Linked DNA regions of Homo sapiens: region 1 is linked to region 2. A link is an interaction called in ENCODE POLR2A ChIA-PET data of the cell type or tissue named here. Cell type or tissue: IMR-90. All regions are shown on one strand.

Region 1 (2,500 bases), 120 kb after region 2:
CTCTCTAAGTTCCAGAAGAAGCCCTTTAGTGCACGGGGATTGAGAGCTACAAAGGCCAGACCTGGGGAGCAGGTGCGAGCCTGGAGGGAGGTGACTCCCCAGTTCCAGAGCGGAGCTCTAGGGGCTGGAGCTCTTCCTCTTTCCTGCGGTGCCCCGCCAGAGTTGGAAAAAAAACTCTAATTCTCCTACCCCGCCGACCCCCTCGGACCCCGTAGCGCCCCCCTACGTGGGTGACCAGCTGGAGAAACATGATGTCGGCAGCGGGGAATGCGGCTGCCGCATCTGCTTTGATTTAACCAACTCCGCTGCGCACCAAACCCCGGACAAGTGGCTAATTGCAGCGAAGCCCCACCTTTATTGGCTCCTAGGAGCACCGAGTTGACAGAATAATGGTGACTTTTAAAGCGACTGTCCGCGACCACCCAACGTGCGGCTAACCTGAGCAGGACCACTTGTGCGCTTCTCGTTTCTTTGGCTTTTCTATCTTTCCCTCCTCGGCGCACTCCCGCGGCGCGGGAAGCTGCAGGAAAACAAAGTTCCACTTCCACGTGCGTAGTGACTTGGTAAGGATAAAGGTACAGGGAGCCAGGATTGTTCCTGGAATATCAACAGATCCAAAGAATGTTAGGACTGGGGCGCTGAAGGATGCGCTGTCGTTTTTCATGTTCATTTCCGTTCCCCCTCCGCCTTTGACCCTTGTCCACGCAGTCCCTGCGCGCACCCCCGCCGAGCCGCGCACCTCCCCCGCGGCGTTCTGGCCGGCACGCCCTTCCGAAGGAGCCCTGGTCCCCGTAGAGAGAAAAAAAAAAAAAAAAAAAAAAGAGACAGAAAGAAAAAAAATAGATGTGTTTTTCACAGTTGCTGAAATGCATCAGCTGTTGAAAAGGTTTATTGGACAGCGGGCATGAAACTGTTTCTACTCCAAACTAAACATCTGGAAAGAAAAAAAAAAAGTCGCCTGCTGATTCCCTTCTAGTCCATGTTATTAATGTTTTAATGGACTTTAATTTTCAAAGATTTTAGCTCAAACTCTACTGCAGGTGTGCTAAATGCATAATTTTCAATATTCAATATTTTTAATAGAATTATGTTTTTGCTAGTGACATTTTAATTATCTTACCTTTCATTGCCTTTAAGACTGTAAGAGGAGTAGCTAATACTATATAAAATGTTTAACTGTTTCATGTTAATGTGAGACTAATCTTTAATGTGAAAATATACGGTACCGTTTACTAATTGCTTTGGTCTTTCCTTAATTTTAATTTTCATTCTGACACGTATTATTTATGCAAACAAAAATCACACCAAAATGTTCAGCTTGTGTTCTGTGAGAGCACATTTTAAATTTCAAAAGAAAAGCAATCTAGTGTTCTTTGGGTGTTGTATTACCGTTTACAGTATCTATGCAAAGAATTTTTAATTCAGCATGTATTACTGAGCTATGACTGTCAACTGTGCACTGAACTGGGTGCAAACATACATTTCAAATTTAAAAAATAAAGAGATGATTTTAAGGTAAAGGGACAATGTATGACCATACAGTATATGACAATCTCTTCAAGTGGAATACTGAAAATTAATGTTGCTTTTTAAGAGACTAGAACAAGAGCAAATCTTCCTTTCTAAATATGTACTCGTTAACGCATCCATTGTAAGCAACTGAAAAATTACTTGTCCAGTAAGATCATGAGTAGGAGGCTTTCTTCTGAACATAAACAGAAGTTGCCTGGTTCTCTAATTTAGCAATTTATATTTTTTCTAGGCACCAAAGAGACAGCATTTATTTATGCTGTGATGGCTGCAGGCCTGGTGCATTCTGTGACCAGGTCATGCAGTGCAGGCAACATGACAGAGTGTTCCTGTGACACCACCTTGCAGAACGGCGGCTCAGCAAGTGAAGGCTGGCACTGGGGGGGCTGCTCCGATGATGTCCAGTATGGCATGTGGTTCAGCAGAAAGTTCCTAGATTTCCCCATCGGAAACACCACGGGCAAAGAAAACAAAGTACTATTAGCAATGAACCTACATAACAATGAAGCTGGAAGGCAGGTATGTATTAGAAAATGGAATAATCAAAACCCAGTGCTGTTAGGTAAATAACTAGGATTACACATCTGCATGAAACTGTCCAAATGACTTAAAAACCAAACACTGGCAGCCCTCAAGTGGGATCCTGAAAATTAATATTGTTTTTAAAAGACTACAGCAATAGAAAATTATCCTTTCTAAATATGTATGCGTTAAAGCATCCATGGTAAGCAATTGAAAAATTCCTTCTCTGGTAAGAGGATGAATAGGAGGCTTTGATTAGAATAAATATACGTGTGTGTGTGTGTGTATACACATTTGCACATATATTACAAATGTGTATTATACAAATATGTATATACCCTTTCATGAATATATACTAACCACAATTTTGGTTCTCTAACTGATATGAGTTAAACCGTGTTATAGCATGTGTTTGTGGTTGTATACTGTGTATATCTAAAACTTTGAT
Region 2 (2,500 bases):
ATATCTGATTGGGACAGCAGACACGTGACATATTCTGGAGATCAGCTTGAACTATCACAGGGCTGTGGATTGTTGAGAATCAATGGCAGAAGGCAGATCTGCTGAGCATGTGACAGAGGAGGGAAACCTGGTGACTTCAGCTGAGTGGAGAGAGGCAACCTGGAGTAGAGTCACAGCATCAGCTTTTTAAAGTGAAAACTGTGGAGACTTAGAAATATGTGATCTATAAGAACAGACTTGCCAGACTTGGCCTTGAATAAAAGAGTCATTTTATCCTACAGAAGAATTGTGACAACTGCTTAATAGTAATGATCAAATCACAGCAACAGCATTCAAGTTCAGGAAATAATGAGCTAAAGTAAAACCAGGAGGAATTTAAGACAAGCTAAAATGACACTCTTATATCTTGACATTTCTTCACTACACCTTATTTTATAACTGGGGCCATGGTGTCTTAAGTTCCTCCATTAAGGCAGACAACCCCTAATTTTGCATTGCCTGGCAAAGATGATAGCCTATTTCCCACAGGAAAATGCCAACACCTTACTGGGCATGCTTGATGATAACTGACAATATCAGAGCCTGAACCGATATGGCTGTGTTGGGTTCTGAACAAACTGCTTCAGAGTTTTGTAACTGATACCATATGCTTTACTCAGTCCCCAAATGCAACTAGACAAAACCCATCGTCAATCTGTTCCAGATTGTCTTGTGTATTTTATGGCTAAGGACTGAATTGCAAGCTAACATTCACAGCTGGGAAGAAAAAATTGCAATTTATAAATCAGGGTCCAGTAAGTCTAAGAGACAAAGGATGCCCACTGCTTTGCAGGTGGAGGTATAGGAAAGGATCAATTGCTTTAGGCCCCACTTCCCCTGTCTCTGTTTTTTCCTCTGCTTAGAAAGCCTGTCAGCCTCCTATCCTCCTGGTGAACTTCAATATACTTCAAGTTTAAACTAAAGCATCTCGAGTTGACCATGTTCTTTTGTGCCAACACTGTGTCCAGAGCAATCTTCATTACAGCATTTATCACTCTCTACAGCAATCATGTGTTTACATATCTGTTTTCTCTTCTAGAACTCCATGAGGGCAGGGGCTATGGCAGGCTCACATAGATGTTAAACAAATGTCTGTTAAAGGAATTCATTGGAAAAAAAAATGAATAGATGTCATAAACTGTAAACTTCTTTGGAGAACTAAAAACACATGACAAATGAGTACTGATGATTTTCAAAATCATATTAAGGCAAATACTTTCCTTGATGACAGGCACAAATATGTAAATATTTTTTTCATTGCCTACCATGGGAATTTATTTTAAATCTTTAGTTAATAAGTGATTTCTAATGGACTGTTATCCAAAAGTGGAAATTATATGAGTGACCCTGCATGAAGTGGAAAGATGCGTTGAGGCTTTTTTCCGGGGGGGTGCAGGAGGGGATGCATTTGGCCTGATTTATGTACATGCTGGCTTAGTCTCACTTTTGACCAACTATAAGCATTTTAAAGTGCAGCTGGTTATGTTTAAAGATGCCATCTGTAGCCATGACAAAAGAGTCTTCCCTGATGAAGATTTAATTGGTCCATAAATGTTTCACAAACACAACCTTTGTTTCTTAGTACAGTGTGTTTGTTCTATTTTGTTTTATTTTTCAGTCTATGAAGCATGGATTTGAAGTCAGATAAACCCATGGTTCAAACCCTATTTGTTCCATTTATTAAGCTGTGTGCCTCCAAGAAAAGCTTCCTCCAAACTTTCCAAACCTTTGTTTCCTCATCTATTGAATAAGAATGATAATATCTACCTCAAACAGCTGCAAAGGTTCAATGCCATAGTGCATCTGAAGTTCCTACCCTGGGGCTTGGCATAACCAAGTTCTCTATAAATGGCATTTCCCTTTCTCCTTGTCAACTGTTTAGGAGACACTCTTTAAGAGTTAGGTGTACCTTATCTCTTCTTTAGCTTATTGACTGTCCTCCCGTAATTCCCACAATTTTTAAAGAGCGAATGCTTGTAGATCACAATCTATGCAATGGATACCCATGAATGTCAATAAGATGTGACTACACAGAGCCATTACTCTGCTGTAGGAAACCTCACAAAACTGTGTTCTTACAGGTTAGAATATTATTCTATTGTTAATGCATTTTTACCTTCAAAAGAGCACCAAAATATGACTATCAAATTGTGCTAATCTTTTAATTTTTAATATTAATTTAGAGTTACAGAAACTTTTCAAATAATCTTCCCCAGTTTCTTCTAATGTTAACATCTTGCATGACCATGGTACATTTAGCATTCCTAAGCTATTAAACTTGGTACAATTTATTTACTTAACCAAACACCTTATTTGGATTTCACCAGTTTTTCCATTAACGTTATTTTTCTGTTCCAGGATCCAGTTTAGGACCCACATTACTTTTGGTTATCATGCCTCTTATTCTTCTCTAGTGTGTGATGATTCCACAGTTTTTCCTTATCTTTCATGATCTAGACAT

Evidence for each region. ChIA-PET counts read pairs that join two places held together with the same protein. Peaks named below come from ENCODE experiments on the same cell type or tissue, not always from the same donor. Only the 100,000 strongest peaks of a DNase experiment are listed, where the experiment ranks them.
Region 1: POLR2A ChIA-PET joins it to region 2 with 14 read pairs; 2 of 35 experiments call an interaction of 5 or more read pairs at or near these places.

What each region holds. Positions count from the first base shown.
Region 1 is chr7:121,329,916-121,332,415 of GRCh38, forward strand. WNT16 (Wnt family member 16) reads left to right here. Exons shown (of 4, transcript NM_057168.2): 3 at 1,763-2,049. Among named protein-coding and RNA genes, the nearest start is that of WNT16, 2.2 kb to the left of the region's middle. In IMR-90, no CTCF peak of the experiment used is centred here; no DNase peak of the experiment used is centred here; H3K4me3 peaks cover 909 bases; H3K27me3 peaks cover 789 bases.
Region 2 is chr7:121,211,546-121,214,045 of GRCh38, forward strand. All of the region lies in intron 16 of CPED1 (cadherin like and PC-esterase domain containing 1), which reads left to right. All of the region lies in intron 1 of LOC124901735 (a long non-coding RNA gene), which reads right to left. Among named protein-coding and RNA genes, the nearest start is that of WNT16, 120 kb to the right of the region's middle. In IMR-90, no CTCF peak of the experiment used is centred here; no DNase peak of the experiment used is centred here.